2 separate regions of the Mus musculus genome follow, and region 2 is linked to region 1. A link is a loop called in an ENCODE intact Hi-C map of the cell type or tissue named here. Cell type or tissue: left cerebral cortex. All regions are shown on one strand. Links, peaks and the distances in the headings refer to the core of each region. The heading gives the core; the rest is flanking DNA.

Evidence for each region. Peaks named below come from ENCODE experiments on the same cell type or tissue, not always from the same donor. Only the 100,000 strongest peaks of a DNase experiment are listed, where the experiment ranks them.
Region 2: a loop joins it to region 1, with 6 times the contacts of the local background. A loop is called at or near these places in 8 of 42 quality-filtered maps.

The regions. Positions count from the first base shown.
Region 1 is chr1:151,245,771-151,256,362 of GRCm38, reverse strand. It overlaps Gm46162 (a long non-coding RNA gene), which reads left to right and starts at 5,039. Exons shown (of 2, transcript XR_001779479.2): 1 at 5,039-5,804. In left cerebral cortex, for the core only: no CTCF peak of the experiment used is centred there; DNase peaks (open chromatin) are centred at 4,731 and 5,332; H3K4me3 peaks cover 452 bases; H3K27ac peaks cover 538 bases.
Region 2 is chr1:151,339,970-151,350,561 of GRCm38, reverse strand. It overlaps Ivns1abp (influenza virus NS1A binding protein), which reads right to left and starts at 6,064. Exons shown (of 15, transcript NM_054102.2): 1 at 5,807-6,064; 2 at 959-1,186. It also overlaps the pseudogene Gm10138. In left cerebral cortex, for the core only: a CTCF peak has its summit at 6,837; DNase peaks (open chromatin) are centred at 5,258, 5,757, 6,127, 7,441 and 1 more place; H3K4me3 peaks cover 3,269 bases; H3K27ac peaks cover 3,161 bases.

The DNA of each region.
Region 1 (10,592 bases), core at 3,286-7,285:
CACAGTGGACGAGAGGGTTTGCTTACTATGGAAGCCTGGCTGAGTCTAATGCCCTGAAGCTGCATAAAAAGACAGGCATAATGCGCTGCATCTGTGATGCCTTGGTGAGAAGGGAGTCAGAGAGAGAAGAATCTTCCAGAAGCTCAAGGACCAGACAGCAGGACAAAGCAGGGCAGAAACAAGAGAGGCCCTGCTTTCAACACAAAACAAAATGAAGCAAACAAAGGTGGAAGAAGAGAATTGGCTCAGAAAAAGATAGTCCCTGACTTCTAGTCCAGCACCGGGGCAAGTGCCTCCGTATATAACAATAGCGCAAATAAAAACAAAAACCAGGGCTGGTGAGATGGCTCAGCGGGTAAGAGCACTGACTGCTCTTCCAAAGATCCTGAGTTCAAATCCCAGCAACCTCATGGTGGCTCACAACCATCTGCAATGAGATCCGATGCCCTCTTCTGGTGTGTCTGAAGACAGCTACAGTATACCTACATATAACAATAAATCTTAAAAAAACAAACAAACAGTAAGCAAATATCCAGTCTTCTAAATGCAGATGGAAGTTTTGGGAATTTTTCAATCCCTGCTTTTCTCCAACTCCTCTGGAGCATTCTCTCTCCCCAAACTCAGATGCTCTGCCACCTGGTTGGCATGCAGTCTGACCTGCCTGAGCTCAGTTACACCCCATTTCTTCTTCCCTTTAGCAGTGCAAGTGTCAGGTGACCGGGTTTTCAATTCCACTCTGCATGCTTCTTGAAGGTCTCTGCCATAATCTCTAATGTACACAGCTTAATGCCAAATGCCTGGGGCAGTGTCAAGCCCTGCACCTCTCTCTGGTTCTTCCTGTTCAGCCTTTTGAAATCCCTACAGAACGTCCGTCCGTTTCTGCTGGTTCCAATGTCTTGGCTGCTTTGATGAAGACCTCACTGGAGGAGTTGTGTTTCGCACACTGCAACTTTATGTGTGGTGAGATGAGGGTGTAAGCCTGGGGTGGAGTCTTTTCTCTGACCATCTCAAAGGTCCCTTGGGTGATCTCGGATGTGCTCTTCCAAGTCCTGTGGGAAGAATGTACTGCTAAAAAGTAGAACCAAGCTGGGCGTGGTGGCACATGCCTTTAATTCCAGCACTCGGGAGGCAGAGGCAGGTGGATTTCTGAGTTCGAGGCCAGCCTGGTCTACAAAGTGCGTTCCATGACAGTCACGGCTATACAGAGAAACCATGTCTCAAAAAAGCCAAACCAAACCAAAACAAAAACAAAAACAAAACAAAACAAAACCCAAAAACAAACAAAGTAGAACCATCCTTAAGTACATAAAACCTTAACAGGAAGATGGTTGAACAATACAAGTCACTAGAAGAATGAACAGAGGACTCTAGTTAGTGTCACACTGTCAATTCAGTGGTCTATCCCACTCCTCTTTTTGCTGGCTTTCAAATATCTCCGATCCCTTGGCGAGAACTTCCTCCTCTCACACCCAGACCTGGTTGATTCTTTCTGTCCATTCGAATTCTCTCTCTTCTTTTCTTCCGTCATTTCATGGTGCTGGGAACTGAGCCTAGGGCTTTGTACATGACAAAGAAATGCTCGCCACCAGTGGCGTCCTCAGCCCTGGAAGTGCATTCTAGTTTTGGATGCAATACACACACAGTAGCAAGGTCAAGGGTACTATAAAGTTAGGACTGTAATCCAGGCTTCAAGCTTTTAAGATATCTCTGGGGCAATGACTTCAAGGCTGTTTTGGTTTGTGTTTTGATTTGGGGGCATTTTTATTTTGGCTTGTTGGCAATCTACTCTCTGCGCTGCTCTCTAGTACCCCGACTGTGGGTGGCTTCAGGAACTTACTGGAGGGAGAGGTGAGCCCGGGAGAGAGGCATTGGTATGCTGTGTTGCATGTAGCATGGGAATGCACAGCGAGGCTTTGATGGATCCAGGAGCAGCAGGGCTGGTCCCTGGGAGACAGAGATGATGCCAGGCTTCTTCTGGCCTTTCGTGCTCATACTTTCTTGCCCCATCCTTGCCGGTCTAGGCACTCCAGGCTCCCCCTCCCCAAAACCTGCAGTGGCCAGGAAACCCTCAGCAGTTGCCCATCCAAGGTGTGGCCAGCCTGGTTTCCACTTGGCAGAACTGCTCTGTTCCAGATGGAGAGAGTACAGGAACTTTGTCTCCATGTTGCAAATGTTTTCAGAATCAGTCTTAATATCTGAAAAGTTAGAAGTCAGCGAACTGACAGGCTACCAAGGAGTACCCAGATCTCTGACCATGCACTGTTTGCAAAGCTTTTGCGAGCTCCCTCCAGAACTAACTTCTCAGTCTCTCGCATCACCATATTCTATATGATTATTCAAAACCTCAGCATATTTTGTTAAGCTCAGTGTTCACTGGTCTTTTTTTTTTTTAATTTATTTTGAGTAGGGCCTTTTCCTTATTCACTTTTGTTATTTTTTACTTGAGAAAAAATTATCTAGCCGGATGTGGTGGCGCACGCCTTTAGTCCCAGCACTCCGGAGGCAGAGGTAGGCAGATTTCTGAGTTCGAGGCCAGCCTGGTCTACAAAGTGAGTTCCAGGACAGCCAGGGCTATACAGAGAAATCCTGTCTCAAAAGACAAAAACAAAAAAAAACCAAGCAAACAAAAAAATTATCTAAATCCATTCATACTAAGATGCGAGGAGCTGATATTTGCTTGAGATACCTCTGTTTTCTTAGACAATCTAAACACATAGCTACAGGAGGAGGGAGTCCAAGGAATGACAGCTTCTAATTAAAGAAACGCTCATGCCGTGGTATGAAATAGCAACTGCAGATCAGGTCCAACAGGGCACGTGACACCATATAAACCACATAAGGACACTTCACTTTCCCCACAAAAAGATCCTTTTTTTTTTCATTTATTGAAATGTTTATTTTTTTTTGTAAAATATATTCTGATTATAATTTCCCCTCCTCCTACTCCTCTCAGTTTCCCCACGAACCCCCTCCCATCCAGAGCAACACACTTCCTTTCTCTCTCCTTAGGGGAAAAACCCCAAACGAGCAGGGCTCTAAGAAATAATAGTAAAATAAAATACAGCAAGTTACATAAAAAACAAACAAATCAGAATATAGCAAAACAATCAAGCAAGAAAAAGAGCCAAAGTAAAAGCTCAAGAAATGCATATAAGTGTGCACGTGCACACACATACAAAGACACATACAGAGAGACAAATACACATATACACAAAGACACATGCATATACACACACAGAGACACAGACACACATACATGCACAAAGACGTGCATACACACAGACACACACAGACACACACACACACTAAAAAGTTCCAACCAGGAAGCAAAGGACCTATAAAGTTAAAAAAAAAAAAGCCCTAACTTAACATTATGAGTTTAAAAAAAGCCCTAAAGGTGCCTGTAGCCTGCCCTTAAGAGTGGTTTGTTTCCTCAGTGAGACTTCCTTGGAAAAAACAAATTTTTCATTTGCAAGTGGCTATTAATCAGAGATAGCTTCTGGGTTAGGGTGAGGAGCGTGTCTACTTGCGCTCTCAGCAATAGAGCTCCACCTGGCACAAACCTGTGCATTCCCCGTGCACGCTGCCGCAGTCTCTGTGAGTTTGTTTCTGCACTGGCCTTATTGGGCCTAGTAGGCCTTGGTTCTGTGGTGTCCTCCATTCTCTCTGGCTCTTGCATTCTTTCTGTCTCCTCCTCTGCAGAGTTGCTGGGGTCCCGGGAAAAGGGATTAGATGAAGGGGTCTGTTCTGGAGCAGAGTGTTCCCTGCTCTCTCACTCTCTGCCTAATGTCTGGCAGAGACATTATGGGTCTCTGTATTTGTTCCCGTCTGCTGAGGAGGAAGCCCCTTTGATGATGGCTGAGCAAAGCCCTGATCTGTGAGTAGAGCAGAGTCTATGAGTTGTTAGGAAGCACGGCTTTTCTATATTCATTTAGCAGGACAGCAATGTTTGCTTTTACCTTCAGTCTCACGTTATTCACCACCCTGGAGAAGAAAGACGCTGTTGCTGTCTCTTTGAGTCATTGCACAATGACTTGCATTATGGAATTCTATGGCTCTTTAAAATGTGAAGTGTTGTCCCTCCTATGAGAGGGACTGTTGGGAGCCGACTCCTAACGGAAAGCGGCTATCATCTCTGCAGCCATCTCGGGCTATTTACTTACAGGTGGTACTTTTCCACCCTGACGAGAGACTTGTCTTCCTAGCATGATGTTTTAGCGAAAAGCCCACCACAGCTGAACACACTGATAACATCTTGGTTTTCCCCTCTGCATCCAGGACCTGTGGTTAAGTGTCTCCAGCTGCACTCCCCAGCGAGTGCATATATACCCATAGTTGCCTGCTAATAAACGAGACTTGATCTTTGATCACCTGTTTTGTTTCTATTCTTCGTGTCTCTTACCCCTCAGCCCCCATGCTCTCTTGCAGACCCTGTTGACTGACCCACGGACTGGGTCAAGGGACCTGAGCCTAAATTGACACAGCTTGTTCTCTCTGTGAGTGACTCTTAAAATTTTAACGGGCATTGTACTGGTTAGTTTTTGCTAACTTGGTACAAGCTAGAGCTTTCTGGGAGAAGAGAAACAGCTGAGAAAATGTCTCCACTATACCGGCCTGTAGGTAAGCTTGTGGGGGCGTTTTCTTGATTCGTGATTGGTGTCCTAGGCTCAAGCCAGTGCCACCCCTTGGCAGGTTGTCCAGGATTGTATAAGAAAGCAGGTTAAGAAAGCAGGCCTCGAGGAGCAAGCAGCACTCCTCTATGGCTTCCGCCTCAGTTCTTACCTTCAGGTTCCTGCCCTGACTTGCCTTCATTATGGACTGTAAGCTGTACAGTGAGATAAATCCTTTCCTCCGCAATTGCTTTTGGTCATGGTATTTACCACAACAATAGAAACCTAAATGATACAGACATTTGTGTTATTTTGTAAGTAACTGGGCTTTGAAAAGTCCTGAGCATCTCCGCATGGGGAAGACTCTGTGTGTGTGTGTGTGTGTGTGTGAGAGAGAGAGAGAGAGAGCGCGCGCAAGAGAGAGCTGGAGGAGAAGGAGGGGTCTCTGTGCCCTCAGAACCATGTTAGACAGGGCCCCCCTTCTGTGCTTTGAGGGAGGCTAACTTTGTGTAGGAGGCTGCCTTTTTCCATCCGGGAAAGCTTCCTGGGGAGTGATTTTTGGATCGCAGTTAACAAGTGTGTAGTGGGCACTCTGGGAAGGAAAGATGAACCGGCATGTGTTAGGGCTGTACTATGTTACAAACCTCCTCCAAACTTACTGGCTGAAAAGGACAGCCATCTGTTGGTCACTGTTCTTCGGTTTGGCAGTTCAGTCAGAGCTCAGAAGGATGGTTCGTGACTCATCTCTGGTCTGCAACTGTTTGCGGTTGCTGGCTGTCGGGTCACAGATGGCTTTGCTCCTGTCGCAGCTGTGCGAGGTTCTTTTCTTTCCACCGGGAGTGAAAGCAGAAGCAGCAGGGCTTCTAGGGTGGAGGGGTGGGGAGTCACGTGATGCTGCTTCTGCTATATCCCGTGATCCCATAACTCTCAAAGTCACCCCAGATCCAAGGAGGTGGGAAAATAGACGCCACCTACTTAAGGTAGGAGCTGTGAAGAATATATGGCCATATTGAACCCTCCATAGGGCAATTTCGATGAGTAAGGCAACTTCCGGGATGGAGCAAGGACGACTGAATTCGAGGAGTTTTAAGGAATCCTACTTCATTTAACAAGGACTCCTATATAAATGAGTAGCTTCAGAAGGAACCAACATGAGAGACCCGAACACTAAATACTTAGAACCAGGGCTTTAAGGTAAGAGTCAGCAAAAGCCGGGACCTGTCCCCTGTCCCCTGCCGCGAGGAGTTTGTTGGACTTCAGCTTCCTTAATGTTTTTAATTTAACAAATGTTTGTCTTGAGATCTTGAAAGAATCTGTTTCTTGAAACCGCATGTCTAGGCTAGACTTTACCAACAAACATTACAGTTTCTAGAAGTCAGCAGACAGAGGCTTAAGCAGCTGGCCTCAAGAGCTAGACAGAGCCTGGGTTCAAAGCCTGTCTTCACCATAAAAAGCCTACATTGATTAGCCACTGGAGCTGTCTGCAGTGGGTTTTCTTTCTTTCTTTTTTTTTTTTTTTTTTTTTTGCAGTGGGTTTTCTATTGGTCTAACATTGTTCTTACACAACAGGACGACCCCGAGGATCTAATTCACAGACAGGTTTATGGATTCACTGGTGGACTTACTGGAGGGGCTTACTTAACATAATTCTACGTTTTGAGGAGCCCCTCCCCAAATTACTATCATTTCTTTTAGATCATTATGTTTATCAAGTTATTAACATTTCTTGCTATGTAGTATAGGCTGACCTTGAGTTTGAAGTCCTTTTCCTCCTTCTACCAAATGCTGCTATTATAAGTGTGTACCATTATGCACTGCTTATGATAATTATTTTTACTCTTTTTAAAAAGTATTTCTAAATTTTTTATCTCTGTGTGTGTGTCTGTGTGTGTGTTCACATGTGTTCAGGTGCTTCAGAGTTCAGGAGAACCCAGAAGAAGGATGTGTGGAGGCACTGGTACAGGTGGTTAGGAATTGCCAGACTTGGGTGCTGGGAAACTGAACTTGGGTTTTCTCCACAGGCAGTACTTGCTCTTAACCATGGGGGCATCTCTCTAGCCTCACAGCTATTATTTTAAAAAGAATGTATTGTTTCAGTCTCATGTTTCAAGCTGGATATTTTGTTTCCATAGTACATCAGGTTTATAGACTTTTTATTTTCTGAACAGGGTTTTTCTGTGTAGCCCTGGCTATCCTGGCTCTGTACATCACACTCGCCATAAATTTGGAGATCTGCCTGCTTTTGCCTCCTGGATGCTGCCATTAAAGGCATGTACCCCTACCACTTGGCTTACAAACCTTTTAAAAATTACAATGATTACTGTATGTTAATTGTACAAATTAATGGGACTTCACCACAATGTTTCCATGCATGCATTCATTGTGACCTGATCCTGTTCCCCCCCATTTCCATGCTCTGTCCCCTTCCTCTTTCTACCTGCTTCCCCGAGCCTCTTTCCCTTCCCTAAAGGTCTTACATTTTCAGGTTCCTTAAAAAAAATGACCATCATAAACTGTTCTAATTTTTGAACAGTTTCCTACACACATATAATTTTAGTCATTTTACCCCTCTCCACCTCCTTTACTCTTCACTCACACCCTTCCCAATACCCCCCCCCCCCCCCATTTCTCAACAAGTCCTACAGTCATTTTGTGTCTGTGTGACACACGGAGTCACACATTTCATTAGGGCTGCTTGCATGAACGTGGATGGGCGCTACTTACTGGAGGAGGATGAGTAACTTACCAGCGGCTACACTACTGAAGAAAGAGGCTTCTTATTCCTCAGCAGCTACTAGCTGCCCATAGCATAGCTCTTCAGAGAATAAGTGTAGTGTCTCATGTACCTGTCCCCATTCAACGCAGGATGCTGAAAGGCCTGTCTCGTACAGGCAACGGCAGCTGCTATGTGTGAAATATCCATGCTATGTTCTAGAGACAGTGTCTCACATCGCTCCTCCTCACCCTCTGACTTTTATCTTCTTCCCATTCAGTCCACTGTAGTGTTTCCTGGCCCCTGGAAAGAGTGATCTAGATGTCCTGCTTAAGGGTAAGCATTTAGCTGTCACTCATTCTCAGGACCAGTTATGAGTCTCAGCATGAACTGCAAATAGAAGCTTCTGAGAACGTGGCCGAGATTACCATTACCCTATGGTTAGTATAACATAAACACCTGGGACGCATACTTTCAAGTCTTTCTTTAGTATCCCCTGTTGTGGTTTTTATGTGCACCACCCAGAAAGTGACACTATTAGAAGGTGTGGCCCTGTTGGAGTAGGTGTGTCACTGTGGGTGTGGGCTTTAAGGCCCCCATCCTAGCTTCCTGGAAGCCAGTATTCTGCTAGTAGCCTTCAGATGAAGATGTAGAACTCTCAGCTCCTCCGGCACCATGCCTGCCTGGATGCTGCCATGTTCCCACCTTGATGATAATGGACTGAACCTGTAAGCCAGCCCCAGTTAAATGTCCTGGTCATGGTGTCTGTTCACAGCAGTAAAACCCTAACTAAGACATCCCCCTTCGGACAATTATTTTAGTGGACAATTATAGAGCCAACCCCAAGTCTTGTTTATTCATCTGTGAGCAGAATAAAAACTCACACAGGCTAGGAATGCCTTCCGTCTTCCTTTCGTCCTTTACCTAGAGAAAGAGGGGTTTCTCAAGGCTGGCGGGTCTCACAGCTTTAGCAAATAATCCTCAAGTAAGGGAAGCTTTTTTTAACCACAAATGCATTTCAAACAGAGGTAATGAGTCCACACCAGTCTGGAACAACCAGCGCCTCCTAGATCCTGGTAATTGAAGCTCACTTGTATGGAGTCTGGATTGGGCTCATATTTTTTTCCTTTTCTTTTTGCATTGCCACAAATGAAAGTCTGCTGACCAGACAGATAGAAAACAGTTGTATGGTGGTCACTATAAGTATTCAGAGACTGTGCACTTGAGCCAAATGTAACCAGCACAGAGCATGGGGTTAGGTTCAGAAGGAAAATGCCGTGTGGCGATGGAAAGGATTAGTATAGCACTCACAGCCCAGGCAAAGAAGCAACATCTCTTGAAAAGTACTGAATGAGGTAGAATGTTATTTCCTGCCAATCAGCTAGGAACATTCCCAGCCCAGCCTAAGAAGACTCCCTGCAGAAAAACCAAGAAATACAGTTTTGATGGGACCACCTATACCTTAAGGCCTCTGGGAACTTTAACAAGGACCAATTCATGAGAACTGTTGCTATATGCCTGAACAAGAAACTAAGCATGAATTTCAAGTTACCCATCAAGTCTGCCGAAGGGACTGAGATACTTCGGCAACAGGGGTCAATGAAGATGGGATGTCAATAAGCAATCAGTAGGGATATTTTTTGAGAGGCGGTGAAAATGAGCTTTTGAGTTAGGCTTTTGCTGCAGGACAAAGCAGAAGTATAGCTCCCCTGCTTCTTTTTTAAGTCCTTTTTTTTTCTTTTCACGTGTCTTTGTCTGTGTGTGTATGCCACGTGTCTGCGGGTTCCTGCAAAAGCCATAAGAGGGTGTTCCATTCCCTGGAGCTGCAGTTGCAGGCGTGTGAGCTGTCCATTGTGGGTTCTGGAGATTAGAATTGGGCCTTCTGGATGGGCAGTGAGTGCTTTTTTTTTTTTTTAAGATTTATTTATTATATGTAAGTACACTGTAGCTGTCTTCAGACACTCCAGAAGAGGGCGTCAGATCTTGTTACAGATGGTTGTGAGCCACCATGTGGTTGCTGGGATTTGAACTTCAGACCTTTGGAAGAGCAGTCGGGTGCTCTTACCCACTGAGCCATCTCACCAGCCCGCAGTGAGTGCTTTTAACTGCTGGGTCATCTCTTTAGGGCCCCTCCCCAAGGATAATTTTAAATTAGAAGTACCAATTAATGCACACTCTTGACGCAAGACTTATTTTCAAGAGAATTTCATTAGCACAGGCTGATGTAGCTTTAGTCCTAGCCCTTCAAGAAGAAAAAGAAACAGAACCAGGATCCATGTTACTTTGGTTAGAATTTTCATGGCTTATCTCTATTTTGAATAGGAGGCAACCGAGTGCAGAGAGATTAACCTGCCCTCGTCACAACGGAGCTCGGGCCCCGAGAGTGGTGGAGCCAAACCATGCTGCCTCCCAAAGACAGGTCAAAACAGGGACAAGCCGAGTGCTCCACAGTCCAAGTTCTCAGTTCAAATACTAGGTTTTCCTCTTGCTTGACTGTGTGACCTTAGTAAACTAACGCTTCTGTGCTACTGTTTCTCTCTGTCTTAGATAATGACAACATGAGAGAGTCAGTATCCAGTAAGCTGTGTAGTTACTGTTGGTGGTGGTGTTACTAAAACAAAGGAAAAGTTACTGTGTGCCTGCTTCAGATAGGAAACCCAGGCAATGCCTGCCATAGCAGCTAACACCATATGCTCTCCCTGGGCCTGGGGGAACAGCAGATGAGTCACTAGGTTGGGCCCTACTCAGGGCCTGCTGCTCAGAGTCCCCATGCACCTGACTGCATGGTTTGCCATCTGATGATAATGGAGGCCATCTTCCTTACCTTGGTCTGTGTCTTGCATAGTCATTATTCATACCAGTAGTTCAGAATGTGGCTAGCTTTGGAGAGGCAGACTGCAAAGTCAAGGGGAGTTGGAAGAAAAGGAGACCTTGGCAACAAAAGAGATCACTGAGTGGACGTCTTCACAGCAGAAAAGCTGCTCAGGGCAAAGGTTCGATTGAAACACTCAGGAGGCTGAGGGAGTGGAAGCCAGAGTTCCAGGCCACTCTGGGCTGCATGACAAGATGAGGGGTGGGGGTAGGGGCAAGAAAACAAATTCCTGTACTGTTTAATTTATACAGTATGTAAAAACCTTTTTTTTTTTTTTTACATTATTACCATTGGTGTGTCTGTGTGAGTGTGCTTGTGTGTGTGTGTGCACACGTGGAGGTCAGAGGACAACTTCCAGGGATTGGTCTTTCCTCCTATCATGTATGTGTGTTCCAGG
Region 2 (10,592 bases), core at 3,788-7,787, 94 kb before region 1:
GAAGGAAAATGAAATCTTTCTCTTTCCAAACCTATACAGCAAGCGGCTTAAGAGAGGCATGTAGGGATTTGGCTGCTGTCCATCCGTTACTCTCAAAATTAAACCAATGTTCACTTGAGACATCTCATATAGCCCAGTCTGGCCTTCAATTCAGAACCCAGCTGAGACTGGCCCTGAACTCAATCCCCCTTCCTTATCAGAGGCACATACTCCCAGCCCTGGAAAACTAAAATTCTTTGTAAAGACACCATTTCCTATATACAACACTGGGAACAGAACCAAGGGCTTCAAATATGCTAGGTAAACACAACCACTGAGCTACATCTCCAGCCTATTGTTCTCAAAACAAGTTTTTAACTTAACTTATAAACCAGTAACTTATACTAAATGAGTAAGAGTAAGAGATTCAGTTTAAAGTAACTTAAAAGTCAGAATACACAAAAAGGAATACTAAAGGAGGAAAGAAAAAAATCAAATTTTAATTAAAAAATTTTTAAAAATGATAAAGATGCTTGTTAGGTGCCTGCAAGATGGGCACTAAACAGGTCGTGTACTTACCACCTTGCCTGAGGACTTGAGTTCAAGACCCAAGGACCCACAAGGAAAAAGGAAAGACCGCCCCTTCCCCCACCCCACACACTGTTAAAAAGAAAGTTTTCATAGCCAAATGGTTAGGATCTCTCTGACCATTTAAACATTGAGATAGAGTCTATACTCAGTACAGTTTTCAGAAAACCCGTGTCTTTAAAAAAATGGTATTTATTATTAAGTTGGGGAAGCATGCCCCAGCCCTAGGGTGTGTGGAAGTCAGAGGCAACTTTGTTTAATTCTTCCTTCTACCAGTGTTCCCAAGGATCAAATGTGCGTTGCCAGGCTTCTGCAGAAAAGTGCCTCTTCTCACTGAGCCAGCTCACACCCCAAACAAAGTTACTGCTAAATATGCAGAATATTCACTTACCAACAATTACTGAAGAGAAATGTGTCACTGAGAACGCAAATGATCCAAAGACAAAGAAGGAGTGTTGAAACAAAGCACTTCGTTACAGTGTGAAGAAAGGTGGCTGACTGAAGGGAGATGTCTTAGGCTTTAATGGTGGTTCCAAAACTAGCAGGCTTGAAAATGATGTAATCAAGTCCTTAAAAGCTATAGACATGAATTTCTTCTGTGATAATCATGCATCATAATCTGTAAAAATAGCATATCTAAGTTAGATATTTGGAAGAATCAGTCTGCCATTCATGTAGGTAGAATAGGTCATATAAAATAAGTTATTCTTTGAGGTAAAAGGCAAAAAATATTCACATTACATTAAGAAAACAAACTATTAACAACTCCTTTTTATTTAACATACAAGTACTCAGTGATTTCTTTAAAAAAATCCTTTCTTATTATTAAAGAAGGATATACTAGCCTAGGAAGTAAAGGACAAATATAAATATTAACTGTAAAAGTATTTACTATTAGATTCCAGCTACCATGAAAACACCCGATGTTTGCTCTAGGAGCCAGGAAAGCACCTTTGGGCACTCCTCCCAGACACATATATGCTATAAGCCAGATACCCCACTGCCCAAGGTGTGCTTGGCATTTAACCCTGCCCTTGTTTCATGCTGCCTTTCTAGCTGGAAAATCCTTAAGGCGACTCCTGACAGGTGAACTCCTTTAGCTGTGGAGCCTTCGCCAGTTCCCCGGGCCCCACACTCAGAACCTCTCTGAAGTCACGCACAATTGTCCAGAACTGCTGTTCTGTGCTCAGCTTCCAGGCCGATCCTCTGCCTTGGTCATTTTAAAGGGCAGCCTGTGTTGCATGACCATCTTAAAAACAAAAACTGTATCAACTCTATTACACTGCTATGATGTTGATTTCTTCTGCTTTATAATTTCTTATCTTTTCTTACAAAACTAGTTTTAACAAAACAAATGTTCTCTGAAAACAGGTAATCCCATACCATGTACATACAGAGACCATACTGGAGATTTATAAACATTCTAAACTTGAGTTCTGCCTGTACATGTCTGTTTATCATGTATGCAGTGCCCTCGGAGGCCAAAAGGAGGCAATGAATATGCTGGAATTGGAGTTACAGTGTGACCAGCTACATGATGCTAAAAATTGAAACCTGGGGCTGGTGAGATGGCTCAGTGGGTTAGAGCACCCGACTGTTCTTCCGAAGGTCCAGAGTTCAAATCCCAGCAACCACATGGTGGCTCACAACCATCTGTAACAAGATCTGACGCCCTCTTCTGGAGTGTGTGAAGACACCTACAGCGTACTTACATATAATAAATAAATAAATCTTAAAAAAAAAATTGAAACCTGGTCCTTTAGAAGGTGAAATATTTATTATTTTGATAGCTTGGATGCTCTAACTTAGATTTATTGGGGTAGGAGTAAAATTACTATAGTCTTTAAGAGAAAAACTTTGTAGAGACTGTTTGGGGTAATTCTGGCATATGCACTTGTACAATATGTACACTACAATACTGCTTTCAATTTTGAGAAATAAGGTCTTTTTATTTAATATCTGACTTTCTGCTTACTACAATTTTAACATATGAAATGGGCACACAAGCCAATATCCCTAGCACTTAGGAGTGAGATGGGAAGATTAAGAGTTCAAAGCCCACTTGAGTTACATAGTAAGTTTCAAGGCTGACTGAGGCTACATGAGACTGTCTAGCAAAGATTTTAATATGAATTTCGCCTTTATCAGTAATACCTACCCATTGTTACAACTCTAAAAAGCTAGCCAAGTCCAAATGACCTTTAAATTAATACAAACTTGTTTTTAAAAGTTCATGTTTACTTTCATTAAGATAAGCTTGGGTATATCAGATGCCTTCTGGACAAAATAGCCACACTACATAAAATTTTTTTAAAAACTTAAAGTATTCTCAAATTTCATGTTTCTTATTTCATATATAAAACTTATGCACAGTAACTAATGATATTTTAAAATGGGGGAAATTTTATCTTTCAAAAGCCAGACCAAGGCTCAAACATCCCTAAGTCATATAAGAATATAAAATGTACTTTTTGTATTTAAAATACTGTTTGAGCCAATCCATTTTTAACACTGAAACTGGTGTGAAAATGAATATATACTGCTAAAGACATTTCAGTTCCTTAGTGTGGTTGGTAGAAGAAATGGAAGACAGGGGACTTACTATTTGGTATTCAAGAGTTACTATAGCCCAGAAGATTAGCCTAAGTGAAATATAATCCAGCGGGTCTTACAGAGCTGTGAGAACAGCGTATCATTTCCCACCCTCTGCTAAGCAAAAGGAAACATCACATTTTCAAACATTGCTAAGGTAAACCACAAATATTTAAGTTTCAAGGTAATTTTTTCCAAAGAAGTCAATCACTTAGTAATTTAAGAATTCCCTCCCCAGTGTTGGACTAAACCCAGGGGCTCAAGCATATCAAGCAAACACTTAACCACAAGCTACAGACACTTGTGATTCTAAACATGGCAGACACATACTGGAATAAAAAAACTTAGAACAAAATGGAGTTAGCTCAGTTTCTGCAGCCTTAGATACCGTAGAGGCGGATAAAGCAGAGAAACCGGCTCAGGCAAAGAGGAAGATAAGACATGGCAGCACAGAGTCCAGAAACTGTGGCTGTTTTGGTTTCAATAGAAGGTAGACTGCAGGATGCACATGGTACACGGTGAAGCGGAAATTACCAACTTATTTTAAGGTTTAAACAATGCTAAGTATGGAGACCAGATGAAGGTTTGACAAAAGGGTGTTAGAGAAGGTGTGGTGGGGGCATGCCTGGAAAGAACATGGAGACATTTAATGAAGATTAGACACACCCATGCTGACTTGGTCTTCAACTAAGGCGCTGAGTGAGGGCTGAAGGCATCTTAACATGGGCGCACCACTATCAACATGCCACTTTTAGAATAAGAAAGAAAAAAGAAGCAAGACTGGGATGTTCTAATGCTGAGGTACTTTTGGATATCCAGGCTGACATCAGAAGTGTAAAGAGTACTGTTACAGGGCTAGAAACATTAACACAGTGGTAACTGAACCAGAAATCACTCCAATAATACTTTTAACACCAACAGAAGGTAGGAATATGCTCAACCTTCAAAAATTCCTACCTGCAGCATCTGACTATACCATCAAACTGCTAAAAAGCTAGAAAACAAAAACAAACAAACAAAAACCCAACCAAACAAACGAACAAAAACAACAAAAAACCCTCTGGGGTAAGTCACATTAATATCACTGGCCAAGACAGTCAAGAAACTTTTTTGAAAAACTAAATTTATATGGCACTTAAAACATCCAAACAAGAAATGCAAAAACAAGGTCAACCTCCCACCAATAACTAAAATAAAGCGTGAAATGCTGTCTTTGGAAAAGACAAAGTTAGAAGGCAACTATAAATTAAGACAAAGGCTACAGAAATGGGAATCTATTAATTAACTCAAGATTTCACTAATTAGGAAATCAAAAGAAAGCCACCCCAGGCCTCCCTGCAAGGAAGCCACCAAAGTGTGGGTTTGATATAATGCCTGCTAGGTGGCATTACAGCATATTGGTTTCAATCCAGTTCTACCCAGTCAATGTTTACATCCAGGCTTACAAATAAGTCCTTTAACATTTTAAAGATATTAAAGACTTAGCAGGATTCAACCTGAAACTATTTTCTTAGTTATTTTTTTCCTAAGTCAACCACTGGTGTTAAAATTAAAGAAAATATGGCTAAGGTGATTTAGTCCGTGCGGCTTGTGTGCTCTTACTTCCAGAGCTATGGTGTATTGCCAAAACAGGAGACCACAACAAAACTCCTAAGAACTTGATATCTGGGTGTTCTAACCTCCACTACTGACAGACATTAAACAAAACGTTGCCTTTTAGGCCGTCCGACTTCTTTTTGATCGAAATGTTTGCTCTCCGGAATCATTTATCTGCAACTTATTGAGGGAAAGGCGGAAATATTTCTCAAATTTGTGTGTGTGTGTGTACAGATTTCCTTACGTTAATCTCCACTCTGACACTCCCCGGTGTCTTATCAACGAGGTCCTTTACCCAAAAATAGAAAAAAAAAAAAAAAGGTGATCGGACGAAAAGCCTGCTCTCCACCTATTTCTTTCAGAGAACATGGAGCCTGTGCCCCGGCGCGCCGGGGACCCCGCGCTGCAAGGCCTGGGGCGCGCTCTCGGCGGGTACAGCGAGGCACCCGCACACCCCCGGCCGCGATTGGCCGCGATTGGCCGGCGGCGCAGTCACTCAGAGCTGACACGTCAGGGCAGCCGCTCCCTCGCTCCTCCCGCCTCCTTTTCCCCGCGCTTGGCAAGAAAAGCGGGCAACGTGGAGCTCGAACAAAGGACCCCGTGGTCCACGGCGACCAGGGACTCCGTGCCACCCCACGCCTAACCCCTGGAACCGATGCGCTCTGAGGGCGGCTCTGTGTCCCCACGCGCCGGCCGCGGGGAGTCTTAGCCCGGAGAGCCCCAAACCGCAGCCGGCACCTCGCTCCTGACAGCGGGAAACGATGTCTACAGTCCTCGGTGGCCGCCGCTCTCATCCGGCGGGTCATCCCTCCTAGTCCTCCGCCGGGCCAGGTCCCGGGGACCCTCCGTCACCCAGCGCGGAAGCCTGACGATCCCCGCCCCGGCGGAGGAAGGTCCGGGACCACCGCGCTCTTCCCCCGCCAGCCGGCAACCGAGCCGAATGCGGAGCCCCGCGATGCCCGTGTCTCCCGGGACAGCGGGACGCTCCGCACCACCACCATCTTCCCACCCCGCCCTCTCCCTCCCGCGGCGCCCGCGTACAGCGCGTTACCTGGGTCATCTCTGAAGAGATGGCGAAATTCATCTCCAGAGCTTCGACGGGCTGCAGGCGGAAGGCGCTGGAAGGGGCTCGGGGCGACCGGGCGGGAGGCTGCGGGCTGAGGAAGACCAGTGGGTACTCGCGGGAACTCGCTCGCCGCCACGACGCGCCCAGCACCTCCGAGCGACTGACCGACCTCCACGCGCGTCCCGAACACACTGCCACCGCCGCCGCCGCCGCGCGCGCTCGCGCCGCACTCCCTCGCACGTCACCACGTGCGCTGCCGCCAACGCCTCCCGGCCGCTTCCGGCTCTGATGCCTGAGCGAATCACAGGCGAGCTCCCGGGAAGATCCCGCTCTGAGGCTCCGCCCCCGGACAGGGCCCCGCCCACCTCATAGCTCTTTTCCTCAACCGCCCCCTCCTTCCTTCTCGGCTCAACTAGGTCAGCGCAAGGTGATCCGGGAGAGCGGGGCGGCGGGGACCGCTCCTCCTGTTACTTATCGAGCGCGCGCTCCCTCCCGAGCCTCACACCCTCGCTTCGCCCTTTTTTTTCCACTGTCCAGGAACTGGTTCCCTCCTTCCTCTTCCACCTGCCCTACCTTCTCCAGAGATCCGACGTGGCGATTAGAGTTCTCAGCGTCACACTGACTTCTAGGCAACTAGCCTAGACTGGAGCTGCGTGTTGTGGGAACCCCGCGGCAGTAGTTGAGCATCAGGCTCTTACCTTGGAGGTGGAGGGGTGAGAAGAATGGAGGAAGAAGGGATAAGTCAGAGGAGGGCCTGAACAACTAGCCCCTCTATTGGCCTGCTTTGGGTGAGCATTCAGTGAGTGTGTTTAAAAAAAAAAAAAAAAAAAAAAAAGGTGAAAGAGATATTATCGGTGTGCCATAAAATGCGTGTTCACTTCTACTTTTTGTCCCCCTCTGGTATCAGTTCCTGATGTCTCGACTTCTTTGGACAAAGAAAAGTAGCTTGGGGAATTGTTAGTCCCTATCTCTACCCCCTGGGGCCTTTTAACCCAGGAGCCAAGCCCAGTCATCCACCCACCTTGCCCCTAGGAGGCAGGCAGTTGTTTAGGTCAAATGTGATTTAAGCTGGGCTCCACTTCTTCATATGACTCTGAAGCACATGCTGGGAAGTTTCCTTGATTGAAGATGAGGGGATTTGGTGAGATTATATCCAAAGGTCTATAAAGTATACACATAATCGAGTTAGGTAAAGGTTTCCAGATTAATGCTTATACTGGTTTATAGAGGGCGCTTACACAGTCTAGACCTGACTTTGATCATCCCGCTTAATTTGTAGCCATTTCTTGGAGCTCTTTGACAATGCTTCCTACCCTTCTTTAATGTGTTAGCGGGTAGGAAATAGAAATTGGGAGGGGGGTCTTCATTACTTTTAAAAAATAAGATCTTGTGGCCAGGAGACGTTTCTTTTTTGTTGTTGTTTCACAAAAGGAGGAAGTAGAAACTGAGCTGTCAGCTAGTATGATTATGTGTCTTAGAGAAACTGGCATTTGCCGTCCAGCTTTTCTCTTTGATAGCACATTACTTTTGTTGCAAATGACACTATTAGGGACCTGGATTACTGAGCTCCTTCTGGCAGTGAGAGAATATGAACTGCCCACTTGGGACAGGCACATGACTGGCCTGCCGGACACATGGTCCTACTTGCTGTACACTAAATAGCGTCTTTGTAATCTGGAACAGTCAACACTCTCTTAAAGCGACAGTGTGATCGGAGTCAGTGCATTTTGGCCTTCAGTATTTCCTGCTCTATGAATCCTGGCATAATTTTACATAGTATCTGTCTTTCAGGCATCTCAGTATGTATAATAGCCACTGACACTTGGAAGTGAGCCATAAATGATTATTTGCATTCTTTGTAATAGTAACAAAGGACATAATGTTGATCTCGGGGCGGAGAACATAGTTTAGCAGTAGAGTGCTTGCCTAAAGCACCAGGGTGCTTGGGTTTCATCTCTAACACTGTAAACACACAAACACATTATATACACAGATTTTCTAAGACTGATCATTATTAATTTATTTGGGTGTATGTTTTATGTCAGATAAGTTGGGAATTGGTGACAATAATCACCTTTGTTGTTTCTCTTTGATCATGCTTCAGATATTGTCCCATACTGAATTCTGGCCAATGATTTGTTTATTCTCAATGTACTTAATTCCTAGGGCTAGTGTAACAAATTATCACAGACTGTTTTAAGAGAAAGATGTCTGTGTCCAGTTATAGGAAGTTAAGTCTGAGATAAAGGGACTAGTCAGAGGTTCTTTCTCTAAGACTAGGGAAGGATCTGCCCCAGGCCATGCAGCCATGCAGGCCGTGCAGGCCATGCTTCTGTGGCTGCACTCCAGCTACTAGACTTCAGCAGCTTAATTCCAATACGTTGTGTGTGGATGTGCATGTGTGTGTGTGTGTGTGTGTGGGCGGGGGGGGGGGGGTCTTATGTAGCCCAGTCTGAATATGAACTTATTATCATCCTGTCTCAGCCTTCCAAGTACTAGAAATACATACAGGGCATGGACTCTAATATGTATTTGATATTCCTGTCATCCAATTTTTTATTTTTTAAGAGGTTATCAGTCATACTGGTGTAAGCACCACTGAATCCCAGTATGGCTTATTTTAGCTAAATCTGAAGCTACTATGTTCCCAAATAGTGCCATGTTTGGAGGCACTGAGAGTTAAAATTTTAACCTGAGTTAGAAGGGAGATCTTTCTTAGCAGGCATACAAGTCTCTAGGCTTTACTGGGGACAGGTATTCTTCAAAGGAAGGGACTTACTTTGTCCCTGGGGACCTTTGGCAATGTGTGAAAACAGTTGGGAGATAAGTCCTAATTGCTGTTAGTCAAGGGCATGGATTGCTACCAAACCCTCCATGCACAGTGTGTCTCGGTATGTTCAGAACAGAAGGAGCCCCTCTCTCTGCAGAGACTAATACTATGATTAGAAGCCCTGCCCTACGGCCAATGACTTTCAATCTCTGGGAAAGGGCCCTAAAACATTTGGCAAGGATCCTAGCAACTTCTCCCCACAGTAAAGTTAAAAACTCCTGCAGATCCCTTCTTATGGCTGGCTCTAAGAAAATGAACCAGCTTCGTTTCTCTTCTAACTCTCCACCTCTCTTAGTAGGCATGCTAGTCATGGCAGATTGATTTCGTTAAACATTACCCACTTAGCAACTCTGATACTCAAGAAACTTAGTCAACATTAACCGTAAGGTCAGACGTTTGTTTACATCTTAAAACGTCTGTGCCATGTGACATTATTCTGATCAATTGCTGACATTTTCTGTCTGTCTGTCCTATGCCTAATGAAAGCTGTTGCCAGTCCAGCCTGGCAGAGACTCCTCCAATCCAATTTTCTCTCGTATTCCCAGTGACAGGCTTCACTGTTTCTTATTTTTCCTTCCTTGAAGTTAATGTTTCAATTTCTTCTGTTACTTTTTCTTCTTCCCTTTGGCCCTTGAAGGTATTTTCAGGACACAGTGAAATCTTAAGAGCAAGAACTACAAAACAGTGGTATATATTTAAAAAAAAAAAAAGGCACAAGAAGCCTAGGGGAAAGTGCCCCAGCTTCCATGCACCCATTAAAGTAGGTCACTGGAAATTGTTATGATTTGTAATGCATAAAAATCGAGAGCTTGGGGCCTTTCTAAAATAGCATTTCTTTTATATGCATTCTCTGATATAAAGATTCCACTTTCCTAGCAAGATCTCCATTTTCACCAGAATGAAGCAAACCATTTCATTTACTTATTTGTAAATCTGATGATCAGAAAATTCTTTAAGTATATATCTGAATATTTTAGTGTGAGATTATCTTTACTGGTTACTACCGTATCCAAGGAGACAGACTTACTAACAGCCTTATAGTAGTTTTCTGAAGTCATTACTGCTGACGTGTTTGAAATCTACTCAAGTCTCCTCAAGTCCCCTACTCTATGAGGATGCCCTGAGAGTCCCCTTCCTTTTCAACAGTTTCCAAGGAGTTAAGAATTAAGGAGTCCCAGCTAGGACTGGGATAGAGCTCAGTTGAGAGAGTACCCTGCCTTGCTTATCCAGCTCTGGGTTTAGGAGGTCGGAGAGGATTGTGAGCCCAAGGTCATTCTTGGCTACATAGTAAGTTCCAGGCTGTCCCTGGAATACATACTCTGTCTCTAAAAATAACACAAAATCAAACCTTTTAGCGTTCTCTCAGTGGTAGAACCTTCAGACCTTCTGATTGTTTGACACATGGCCACAGTTGTTATGCTCTGCCCTGCAACTCTGGGCTTTCTATAGCAAAAACCCAAAAACAACAAACCCCAACTATCATTTTTCTGCTTTTTGTTTGTTTGATGAAGGGTCCCGTGTAGCCCAGGCTGGCCTCAAACTTGCTATATAGCTGAGGACAACCTTGAAGTCTGTATCTTCCAGCCTTCACTCTCCATGTGCTGAGATTACAGGCATGTACCCCGCCATGCCCAACATGAAAAAAGTTCTTTGTTTACTCAGTTTGATTCTTGAAAATAAGAAAGACATAGCCTTCGTACTGAGATTTAATGTCACGGCTCAAGGATAAAAACAAAAATCACGTTAACATGCAGCATGATTTTCATGGCTCAGTCCAGAGAGACCTTTGATTGTGGTCTCATTTAAAACTCAATGAATGAAAGCTACACAATACAGTTCAGTTACAGCCACCAGGCAGCTGTTGCTAATACAAACTGACCACTCAGCAAGGAAAGGTTTGCAGAAGGAAACAGCAGAAAGGGCAGAGCTGCTGGGCTGTAA